Regions from separate parts of the Homo sapiens genome. Here all the other regions are linked to region 1. A link is a contact called in ENCODE Hi-C data. All regions are on one chromosome and are shown on one strand. The core of a region is the stretch at or near the end of the contact, and the rest is flanking DNA. Distances in the headings are between cores, read along the strand shown. Region 1 overlaps ITSN2 (intersectin 2). Region 2 overlaps DTNB (dystrobrevin beta). Region 3 holds the start of DTNB-AS1 (DTNB antisense RNA 1).

Evidence for each region. A loop is a pair of places that touch in the nucleus more often than their neighbours do. Pooled maps may share reads with other maps.
Region 2: a loop to region 1 is called in a pooled map, with 3 times the contacts of the local background. The contact joins two enhancer-like sites. A Hi-C loop is called at or near these places in 6 of 37 single-sample maps with no recorded cell type and 4 of 50 pooled maps.
Region 3: a map with no recorded cell type shows a loop between it and region 1 (5-fold over the local background). The contact joins the promoter of DTNB-AS1 here to the enhancer-like site in region 1. A Hi-C loop is called at or near these places in 4 of 37 single-sample maps with no recorded cell type and 3 of 50 pooled maps.

Annotation. Positions count from the first base shown.
Region 1 is chr2:24,340,707-24,344,850 of GRCh38, forward strand. All of the region lies in intron 1 of ITSN2 (intersectin 2), which reads right to left. Among named protein-coding and RNA genes, the nearest start is that of ITSN2, 18 kb to the right of the region's middle. Within about 2 kb of position 1,870, at least 2 of the 41 ENCODE cell types and tissues checked have a DNase peak (open chromatin) inside an H3K27ac peak, as active enhancers do.
Region 2 is chr2:25,400,335-25,404,347 of GRCh38, forward strand. The region is part of intron 16 of DTNB (dystrobrevin beta); the gene reads right to left. Among named protein-coding and RNA genes, the nearest start is that of DTNB-AS1, 19 kb to the right of the region's middle. RefSeq lists enhancers at 1,227-1,276, 3,446-3,615. Within about 2 kb of position 2,322, at least 3 of the 41 ENCODE cell types and tissues checked have a DNase peak (open chromatin) inside an H3K27ac peak, as active enhancers do.
Region 3 is chr2:25,419,821-25,423,690 of GRCh38, forward strand. DTNB-AS1 (DTNB antisense RNA 1) reads left to right here and starts at 1,273. Exons shown (of 3, transcript NR_183382.1): 1 at 1,273-1,403; 2 at 3,623-3,695. The region is part of intron 15 of DTNB (dystrobrevin beta); the gene reads right to left. RefSeq lists an enhancer at 1-205.

The DNA.
Region 1 (4,144 bases), core at 620-3,119:
AAGTTGTGTCATTATAGATCCTGTGTTCTCAAAAAAGGAAAAAAAACACACACACACACACACATATAGTATATGTTCTAGTTAGAGACCCACATTTGGTAGTTATCAGAGATTGGGAATACTTGTAATGTCAGTGAATTACATTATCCAGGGAAAGTACATATAAAAAAATATATAAGAAGACTGGTCTTTTAAGAGGAGAGGAAGACAACTCTGACAAGCAGTATAGGAACAAACTGGATTTTGAGTCTTGAGACAAACACACCAATTATGAAGTGACTGGCATAGTCCAGGTGGTGAGAACTTGAACTTGAGCAATGGAGAAGAGGTATTTCAAAGGTAGAATAGACAGGATTTTCTGGTCAGCTAAATGTGGAAGATGAAAGAGGAGCATCACAGATGGGTTTCTATCTTGGGTGACTGTAGAGCAGTAATATTAACCAAGATAGAAGCTCTAAGAAAGTAGGAATCTAGATATTAGATTTGAGGGATGAACAACAAAATGTTCAATTTTGAGCACACCTAATCTGATCCACCTACAAAGACATCTAGATGGAAGTGTCCAAGATATAGTGAACACTCTATCTAGAAACCCAGATTTCGTAGTCATTAGGGATTGGGAGTAGTTGTAATCATGTGGGTGAATGACATTATCCAGGGAAATCATGTATAAGAAAAAAGAGACAAGAATAGTCAGAAACAGAGGTTCAGAAACACGAGAAATCGGGATACAGAGTTAAGAGTTTCAAGGAGAAAATGGTATTGTCACAGAAGTTAAGACTCAGCTATTAGTGTTGGCAATCTGGAGTGAGTGTAGTTCTAGCACAGTGATGGCTATAGAAGCCAAATTGAAGTAGATTAGGCAATAAATGTTTAAAATAAGGGGAAGAGCCTGGGTGTGGTGCCTCACACCTATAATCCAAGCACTTTGGGAGGCTGAGGCAGGCAGATGACATGAAGTCAGGAGACCGGTCTCACGGTCAACATGGTGAAACCCTGTCTCTATTAAAAATACAAAAATGCGCCGGGCATGGTGGTGAGTGCCTGTGAGGCGGGAGAATAGCTTGAACCTGGGAGGTGGAGGTTGCAGGGAGCCAAGATCGCACCACTGCCCTCCAGCCTGGGCGACAGAGCAAGATTTCCTCTCAAAAAATACATAGGAAAAAAGGTAAGATTTAAGAAAGGGAGGCAGAGTTATTATAAGGCTTTAGTTTTTAGGTGACAGAACAAAACTATTTTTAGACAAAAAAAAGAAATAAAGATTTAATTTACAAAAAGGAGATGGGAGAGAAGTTACCTAATGGAAGTTAGGGCCAGAAAAAGAAGTAGTAGACAGCTCTAGAACACGAAGTTAGAACCTGGGACAGATATTTCTGTCTCTAAGAATGAAGTTCAGGAAGGGGAGTAAGAATGAACAAAGGCATACATAAGTTTAGAAGCAGAAGAAAGAGCGATTGAGAAGGTACAGATTTTCTTCTACCATTTTTTTTTCTTTTAGAGATATATAATCTTTTTGAGACAGTCAATGTTGCCAAGGCTGGAGTGCAGTGGCATAATCACGGTGCACTGCAGCCTCGACCTCCCAGGCTCACGTGATTCTCCCACCTCAGCTTTTCAAGCGGCTGGGACCACAAGAGCACGCTGCCAAGCCCGGCTAATTTTTAAAATTTCTTATAGAGGTGCAGTCTCCCTATGTTGCCCAGGCTGGTCTCAAACTCCTAAGCTCAAGTGATCCTCCCACCTCAGCCTCCCAATGCAAGCTTTCTTTGTCTCTCTTCTTTAGGCTCAGACAACAGTCCAAAGGGCAGAGCTAAGGACAGACTCCTTGATCTCGTAGGCCCTCAAGTGTCTAAGCACAAATTTCTCTCCTCTTCAAGCCATAAAAGAGAAAGACACATGCAAATCAGTTCCCATGACTCAACCAGATATGTGCATTTCAGCTTGCATTCAAATCAGCTTAGGCCCTACACATCAAAACATTTGTTAAAATGAATGAATGTGAAGGAAAACATTCTAGGCAGAGGTTACTCTGCAAAAGCAGAGTAACTAGTGTGGTCTGGAAAAATAGAAGATTACTTACTCACATGAAATAGTGAAGGGCTGGCCTGGCACAGTGGCTCATGCCTGTAATCCTAGCACTTGGGAGGCCGAGGCAAGTGGATCACCTTGAGCTCAGGAGTTCAAGACCAGCCTGGGCAACACAGTGAAACCCCTCTCTACCAAAAATAAAAAAAATCAGCCAGGCGAGGTGGCATGTGCCTGTGGTCCCAAGTACTCAGGAGGCTGAGGAGGGAGGACTGCTTGAGTCTGTAAGATGGGGGTTGCAGTGAGTCAAGATCGTGCCACTGTACTCCAGCCTGAGTAACAGAGTGAGACCCCATCTCAAAAAAAAAAAAAAAAGTGAAAGGCTAACAACAATGCAAGGAACCATAACAATAGATACAAAAATAAGTACAATGTTAATGCCTAGCTGATACAAATGTCAATTAGCATAAGATCCTTAAAACAACCTGAAAAATTAAACATTAAAAAATATATATATAATAGAAAGTGAAAGTCCATTACCAAGAAAACAATCATTAGCAGTTTTGAATAGATTGTTCCAGATATTTCCTATTTATACACTAGCAAATACCACTTTTACACAAATGAAGTCATACTTCATTGTTCTGCTTTTTTCATGTTACCAATTTTTCACAGTGAATAAGTAATCTTCTATTTTTCCAGACCACACTAGTTACTCTGCTTTTGCTTGTACTGTAACCACTGCCTAGAATGTTTCCCTTCATGTTCATTTTAACAAATGTTACAATTAATGCTACAATAAACATTCTTCATACATGTGTGTAAATATAGGTCTGTGGACAGATATGTGCTTCCAAAGATAAATTCTAGAAGTGGAAGTAGCAGGTTAGAGAGCATGAACATTCTAATTTTAATAGATAATACCAAACAGCCTAAATTGGACTTTACCTATAAAGTCTCTCAATACAGGCTGATAGCATAATACCAATAAGATGCGGTTTAGAGACACAACCCTCTAACTCTGACTTAATTCAAAAGACATTTTAGAGTACCTATACCAGTAATATACTCCATTTCCTCTAAGCAATTTTCCACAAACATTATTTCCCTTAACTAAGCTTTCCTCTCCAAATAAATGTAATTTATAAGCACATGCTCCACAAAAATCTCAAACATGAAAAACTTACTAAGCGGACTCCACAGACAGGGGAGGAGGGGTGAACCTGAAGACCCAGTCCTGATTACCACAGTTAACAGTTTGGTATTTGTTTTTCCAGATTTATTTTATGCATATATAAACAAACATGTTATTTTTCAAACCCAAATAAAATTATGCTAGCCAATTAATATTCTATTATTTTCATTACACATATTACAGATATCCTTCCATAGCAATATATAATACATCAATCATATCCTTTTAAATAGGTGTACAGCATTTTATTATATGGATATACCAGAAATTAAGCTATCTTCCACTGGTGGACATTAAGACGGTTTCCAGTTTTTTGCCTAACAAACCATACTACTTTGAACATCCTCATCCTCATATATATACTGAGTATTTAGGTAGGACAATACTTCTAGAAGTAGAATTAATGGGTATCAAGTTGCTTTCCAAAATTTATTAATAGTACCATTTTATATTCCCATTGGTGTGTAAACATACTTGTTTCTGTATAATCTTGCCAATATTTGGTATGAACAATTATTTTATGTATTGCCAACCTGAGAGGCAAATTTTTTCTAAATTTTCATTTCTCTGATCATTAGGGAACTCAGCATTTTTCATATATCTATCATGTATATTTCTCCTATGAATTGCCTATTCATTTATTTTGCCCATTTTCTATAGCATGCTGTTCAATGGAAATGCAACACAAACTACATAATGTAATTTTAAATGTTCTAGTAGCCACATTTTAAAAAGTAAAATTAGGCCAGGTGCAGTGGCTCACGCCTGTAATCCCAGCACTTTGGGAAGCTGAGGCAGGTGGATCACCTGAGGTCAGGAGTTCAAGACCAGCCTGTCCAACATGGTAAAACTCCATCTCTACTAAAAATATAAAAATTAGCTGGGCGTGGTGGCGGGCACCTGTAATCTCAGCTACGCAGGAAG
Region 2 (4,013 bases), core at 1,072-3,571, 1.1 Mb after region 1:
GCAAATGCACCTCGTCTCAAAAGCACAGATGGGCTTTATGTTCAGAGAGGCAGGCCCTTCTCCATGGAGACTGCTGAACACTCCGCTCAACGCGAACCAGTCTAGAATACGCGGCACAGTGGGAGACTTGGGGAGGGGGAGGCATCACAGTTGGCACCCTGAGATTACAGGAAACCTGAGAAACACCTAGAAATCTGCAAAGGTAGAGCAACTAGTCAGGTGGCTCCAAGGATGGGGATATGTTGTCCAATGATAGGCACAAAAGACTCTTGTGCCTCTGGGTTTCAGCTGCCAGGAGAGGGCAATTCGCCTGGAGAAGCAAGGGAAGCTCTGCAATGTGCTACTCAGTGTTTTAAGGTTTCCTGATATAAGGAGTGGAATCTTGTTGTAGTACAAGCTGTAACAAAGGCTTGAGTCCAGCACAGGCCAATCATGGGTCTAACCAATAACTAAACACAATAAATGCCCTGTGACTCAGGTTCTCTCAATACAGAGGTCCCTTGTATAACAGTTGGAAACAATTCTGTTGCAAATGTAGAGCCAGTGAAACATTACAATCTGATAAGCTCTCTAGACTGCTGGCTCTTCATTTTCAAATCAGCAAAGACCCTGAGAACCCGAGAAAGCTCTGCATCATGTTCCAAGAAAAGTGTTCAGAAATTACAAAATCAGAGGGTTCATGACCCCAGCAAACTAGCTTGTTTTAGTCCAACATTCATTTTTCATTTGAGGAGGCTGAGGTCAAGAGAGGTCACAAGGTCACACACAAAATCAGTAGACAGGCTAGGACTGGTCCCTGGGTCTGCTAATTGCCTCAAACTGCTGGCGGAAAACTAAGCATATTGGGATCACAGCACAATGTTTCTGAGACTAAAAGGAACATGGATCAGTCAAGACTTCTGATGACTGACACTAACCGTGATTTTCCAGGGGACAGTCAATTTCATTCCCAGTAAGGAAATGTGAGAAAGGAGAATACAGGGATTATGAAAATCTCTTATGTATAAAAACAATCTCTTGTTGGAGCCAAAACAGGTATAGAAAATGCCAGAGAAGGTGCCCTGAGGACACGGGGATCCTTCACCAGCTCTGCATCTGAGCACAGAGGCAGGGACGCACATGCTGTGGCAGAGAGAACTGGCCAGGAGACCAGCTGCACGGAGAGAAAGGCAGTGTCTTTAGTAGGAAAATGATACTGCACTGTTCTTGGCCATGCTTGGGTGGCCCCAGCATGATGCCTGGCACTTAGTAGGGGCTCCAAAAATAGGACTTCCCTTCTTTCTTTTTCCTCATGGAATAGGGAAGAATTTTTAATCCTCCTGGCACACATTATAGTCAGGTAAACAAGGCCAGAGAGACTTGTGGCAAAAGGCCTGACTTTAAGAGTTAATGCCCTCTGCAGAGCATTCATAACTGCATCCCCCTCCACACGCACACGCAACTACAACTTGGAGCTAAGCTGTTATCATGGTAACAGAATGGAAGACACTTTAGTCTCCATTTCTATCTCCCTGACTCATGGACACCTGCCAGGTAGCAGATGGCCTGTGTGGACAATTACCTTCATTTTGCTGCCGTGTATTTAAATTAAACAAAGTGGTCTCTTTGCTGCCGATTTTCAGAGGCCCTCTCAGAGAAACAAAAAACAATGATGGGAGAGAGTTGCTGCAAGTCTGAAATTTAGGCAACCGTGAATGTATAGAGAACTGGGATATGTAGAGAACAGCCTTTGTCCATTTTTCTCTTCAAGAAAAAGTTAAAAACCCCACATAACTATTTTGAGCTGGTGCTGGTGGTGACCATGCTAGGAAGATGCAGCTGTCTCATCAAAGTGGACGTGAAACGAGGGAGAGGTGATGGGGCTATCTGATGCTGCACTGTCTGTCCTGCTGTGAGAGTTGGAAATAACCGCCTCACACGACAAGAGTTAAGACTATTGGGAGTTAGGACTGGCAATGGAAGTGCTCAGAGAATGGAGAATGAGGGTGAAGGAGAGAGGCAACCCAATGGCCGTGAGCAAGGAAGCAGGCAATGAATGTGCCTGGACACCTTCCCTGCTTAGCAGAGGCGCCCACCTGCAAGCTTAAGTGCTGCGGAGTCTTTTATTTATTCTTATTTTCTATTTTTTTCAACACCCTTGGTCAGCATGAAAGTGGAGTCTTTTAAAGATGAACTTGGCTTCTAGACACTGGAGAGAGGGGCTAAAGAGTTTTATGAAGTCTCTCACCACCGCTAACACACATTTACCTATTATGTGTCTGTTGGAAGGATGAGGCCACCAGAAAGTCTGCCATGGGGTCTCTCTGCAGAGGGGTGACACCTGTTTGTTTCCATATCATGTCAGAAACCTCAGGGCTCATGCATAACCTGTCACTCACTGTGATGGCTGGTGAGGCAAGCTGCGGTAAGACAGGAAGCAGCTATTCTAGGACTGCTGGATGATTTGTGATCACGGTGTTGCCAATGGCAGAAAGTTAGGGTTCTCAATCTTCATGATTCTGTCCCTATTCAAGTTACACTAAATTATATAGAAGACAAAGCTTATGCTAAGAATTAAAGAGTGAGGGCAAGGTGTACAATTATCTTTCTTAGTAGAAGGAAGAAGGTGTATTAAATTTCTGGGACAAAGAACAACCTATTAAAACTCAAGATAAATCTGTAGATAAAAAGAAAATTGGAAAGTAAACTTTTAGATAGAGAAACTCATAAATTCCAAGACTAGAATTACCTCCTTTCTGTTTGTTTCTCCCAGTTTGCCTAGCCCTATTTGAAAATGGTATCCCAGTAGTCTTTTTTTTTGAGACAGAGTCTTGCTCTGTCACCCAGGCTGGAGCGCAGTGGCGCAATCTCGGCTCACTGCAACCTCCGCCTCCTGGGTTCAAGCGATTCTTGTGCCTCAGCCTCCAGAATAGCTGGGATTACGGGCGCCCGCCACCACACCCCGCTAATTTTTGTATTTTTAGTAGAGATGGGGTTCCGCCATGTTGGCCAGGGTGGTCTCGAACTCCTGACCTCAAGTGATCCACCTGCCTCGGCCTCCTAAAGTGCTGGGATTACAGGCATGAGCCACTGTGCCTGGCCCGTATCCCACTAGTCTTCACTGCAAGATTTCAAAGCCAGTTCTCTGCAAAATGATGAGAGACCTCACCAACCAAGAGAAAAATACCTATACAATGAATGCTGAACACTCAGATAGCATACTAGAAACAGAAACTAGGCTAGGTTCTCAGGAGGATGTGGTCCTTATTCAGACAGCTAAATCTATTAGCAGGAAGCCAGCTGGGACCTATCAGTGGGGTTTTAAAATTCTATGAGTCTAATTTAAATGTTACTTATGGGTAAGCCAAATTTGTGTGGTGAGGTATGGCACCCTTATTCAACAATGACACTCTGCACTTTGTTAAGTCCCTGTTATATGTAACATAGTGGTTAGAGTCCAGGCTTTGCAGTTGGATAAACCTAGTTTGTTTGTTTGTTTTTTGAGATAGGGTCTTGCTATGTTGCCAGGGTTGGTCTTAAACTCCTGGCCTCAAGCAATCCTCCCACATCAGCCTCCCTTGTAGCTGGGAGTACAGGCGTGTGCCACTGTGCCCAGCCTAGAGGAACCTAGTTTGGATTCCAGCTGCCATTTACTAGCTGTGTGATCTTGGGCAACTTACCTAACCTCTCTGCACCTAAGGTTCTTCATATGTACAGTGGGGATAACAATATCTACCTCACAGGTTGGTGAGGATGATCATGAAACACCCCCCACACTTGGCTCCATAGAGTGACACCTGTTGTTCTTCTACTTTGAAAGGTGTTAGGGGTAGGGGGCTATGCAGCTGAGGCAATATCTCCACTCTCAGCAGGCCTATCCCGAGGGAGTCAGGTACGTATGCAACCAGCACACCAAACGGGATGTAACAGGTGCCACAGCAGAGAAACAGAGGAAAAGCAGCCTGGCCTGACGTTATGGAACAGGGTTAAGTTTGGTAGAAGAGGTGGCAGCTGAGAGTATCTCGACGGGTACA
Region 3 (3,870 bases), core at 23-2,522, 1.1 Mb after region 1:
GCCTAGAGGGCCTGACCTGCCTAAGGTTCACATAGCTATTTAGGGGAATCTGAAAGAGGAAGTGCAACCATGACTTGAAATTGTAATAATAATTCTATATTCATCATTCACGATATTCACATGTGTTTAGGTACATTTATCGAGGCAAGTGGTTTTTGATGCATGGAACACAGACCAGCAGCATCGGCATCACCTGGGAACTTGTCAGAGATGTAAACTTTGTGCCTCACCCTATCCCCACCAAACCGAAGCTCTAGGGGTGGGCCACAGCAATGCGTTCAATCTTGTCTCTGATTCTGGTGCATACAAGTCTGAGACCCACTGCCCTCATCACTTCCCAACTAGCAATTCTGCCCACTACAGGTTCTTTTCTTATTTGGTCCCCTCTCCACACTAAACATGTTGGAACTGTATCCCCGTCTACTTGCTTTCAGGCACAGTCTTTTTTTTTTTTTTTTTTTTTTTTTTCAGTGAGTCCCATACATACACAACTTCCCCCAGTAAACTGGAAACTGTTTGGAGACCCTGAAAGGTCATTCAAAAAAGAATTCTTGACCTCAGTTTTTCATTAATTCAATACAGGTTTATTTAGTCCTCTTATGCAGAAAGCACTGGAAACAAAGAAATGGTCTCTGTCATCTAAATCAATCTATCTATCTATCTATCTATCTATCTATCTATCTATCTATCTATCTATCTATCTGTCTGTCTATCGACAGAGTTTCGCTCTTGTTGCCCAGGATGGAGTGCAATGGTGCGATATGGGCTCACTGCAACCTCCACCTCTGGAGTAGCTGGGATTACAGGCATGTGTCACCATGCCCGGCTAATTTTGTATTTTTAGTAGAGATGGGGTTTCACCATGTTGGTCAGGCTGGTCTCTAACTCCTGACCTCAGGTGATCCGCCTACCTTGGCCTCCCAAAGTGTTGGGATTACAGGTGTGAGCCACTGCACCTGGCCGGTCTCTGTCTTTTAGAACCTTATGGTGATGGAACACAGAGCAGGCACTTGCTGGCTATTAGCTGACTGCCCAAATGAATGCACTATCAGACACTGCAGGAAAAAGGATAAAGAGAACACTTTCAAGTTTCTCTTTCTTCAGTTCTTTGCTACTCATCTACTCTGTCTTTTAATGGGCCTCTTCCACTTCCTCCTTCTGTGCCTCACCATGGGTCACTGTGGTCAGGGAGACTCAGCTCTTTGGCCTAGTATGTAAATCTAAAAGCTGTGCAATGGTTCTATTTAAATTGGAACAATTCATGCAGCCAGTCTTTACTGAACATGTACGTGCCTAGGAAGTCTCAGGAATGGGTAAGTGCTCCTGCTCCCACACAGTCTACAGACCTGGGTGCAATGGTGAGAAAGACCTCAGTAAAGCAAAGGAATTACGAAAGGGAGAGGGTGAGTAAACACTTGGAGAACATAATTTTTATTACTGCAAGGGACAGACAGGGACTAGAAATAAATGGGCACCGAGAAATCTCTTAAGGAGACTCCCAACTCAGCATGGGAAGGTGCTCTTCACAATCAAAGCCAGATGCTGGATGCCTGACCAAAGCCAAACTCACAGGAGCCTAGGCACAGAGCGCTGAACACTGGCTCTGGCAGCGGGAAGGAATTAGAGCGCTTCTGCTTTTGCACCTGCTTTGCAGTTAGGAAGCAAGCTCTCTTCCTTGCCAGACTTCCCTTTGGGGCAGGACACTTTTCTTATATTCTTGAGGCAAGGCAAACAGTCATAGGACAGTTATTAAACAATTATAAAATGTGTTTTCATTGCTGGCACTGTGTTGAAGTGGAAAGTGCGATGGTTGGGGAGGGATGGGGCAATCCTAACAGGCTGAAATTGTATCCGAGGTCAAAAGACCAGTATGTAATTTCTTAGAACTGTTTCTAAGACATCTCCCTACTTCCACAGTTTTCTCCAGGTTTGGTATTAAAGAGAACACTGCTGTGGCTCAACAGAATAGGGAAATTCAGAAAGCAATGTTTCATACTTGGACATCTGGTGATTGCAATTTAAGTTTGTCAGAAGAGAAACCGTAATTTGCAGTAGATATATCAGGTTAGGCTGGGGACAGTGGGCAGGGCAGCGCTTCCAGGACTTACAGGCCTTCCATGTGGCCTGGTACTGGGGAGAGAATGGACTTTGGCAAAGTGTTATTTAGGATAGTGTTGTATAATTTAAACTCACAAAACTTATTCAGATAAAGCCCTTAAGGCTCTGTCAACACAGTAAACAGGTCAGATCCCAGGTCTGAGAACCTCTGTGTTATCAACTAGTCAGGTGGGGTCACTAAATATTGACTGATGACAAGGGATAGAGCCAACGTGATTTAAAAGGGGGTAATACCTTAATTATAAAGTGTAAACTTAGAACTGCTTATGTCACCTAAAAACATGTGAGTCTCTTCCACATGAATGAGGTCTGGCAAGGTGGCCAAAGCAATGACATAGCCACTGTAGTCATTTACATAAAAATTTACACTCAAACTAGATAAGCATTTGCAAATGAGGTTGAAATTCAAAACTGCAGAATTCATCTGGTAAATGTAAATGAGTTTCCTTTTCTCTTCTTTTTTTTTTTTTTTTTTTTTTTTTTTTGAGATGGAGTCTCACTGTGTCGCCCAGGCTGGAGTGCAATGGCGCGATCTCGGCTCAGTGTGACCTCCGCCTCCTGGGTTCAAGTGATTCCCCTGCCTCAGCCTCCTGAGTACCTGGGATTATAGGCATGCACCACCACATCTGGCTAATTTTTGTATTTTTAGTAGAGGTGGGATTTCACCATATTGGCCAGGCTGGTCTTGACCTCAGGTGATCCACCTGCCTCGGCCTCCCAAAGTGTTGGGATTATAGGCATGAGCCACCACGCCTGGCCTGGTAAAATGAGTTTCAAAAGCAATATCAGACAAATGGAAAATGAAGTAGAACATGGATTAGAAACACCAACACATAAACACTTCTAGATTAAATAGGAAGTTTTTTTGAGGTCAGTAATTAATTAATACTCATTAATCAGGTAAAAAGTATAAGGGAAAGATATGTAGAGAAACATGAATGCCTGAGTGTCAGTCTACATTATGTCATTAAAAAGAATAAAGGGTGGCTCACGCCTGTAATCCCAGCACTTTGGGAGACCAAGGTGGGTGGATCACCTGAGCTCAGGAGTTCGAGACCAGCCTGGCCAACATGGTGAAACCCGTCTACTAAAAATACAAAAATCAGCTGGTTGTGGTGGCGGGTGCCTGTAATCCCAACTACTCAGGAGACTGAGGCAGGAGGCAGGAGACTCACTTGAATCCGGGAGGCAGAGGTTGCAGGGAGCCAAGATTGTGCCACTGCACCCCAGCCTGGGCAACAGAGTGAGACTCCATCTCAGACAAAAAAACAAAAAAACAAAGAAGGAGGGTCCTTGATACTCCTTGATTGATCAGGGATTGAGTCTAGTCACCATGATATGCCAAATAACTAATGTGACACTTAGGAACTCAATAGATTTTTGTTAAAGAAACAAAAAAATTAATTTTAACCCTGCTTTATTCCAAAAAAGGATTAAGATTTTTGTTGAATGAATTAACAGTGATGTCACTTCTTATGTATGCTTCTTTAAATTATCATTTCAGATAGAAGATAAAGTACATAATAGTTTCCTGAAGCAGCAGAATGAAAGAACTCTCTGTGGCATGAAAATTTACTGTGAGATGTATTTTAATTTATGAGTATCTCAGACCATGTGGCTTGATTGTCCATCTGACTAACTGCTTCCGACTATTTTATGAGAGAATTAAATGCTAGCATACTGAACATCAATAAAAGCAGACAACCCCTTTTAAATTAAAATTAGGATTTTCTTTTCTTTTTTTTTTTTCTT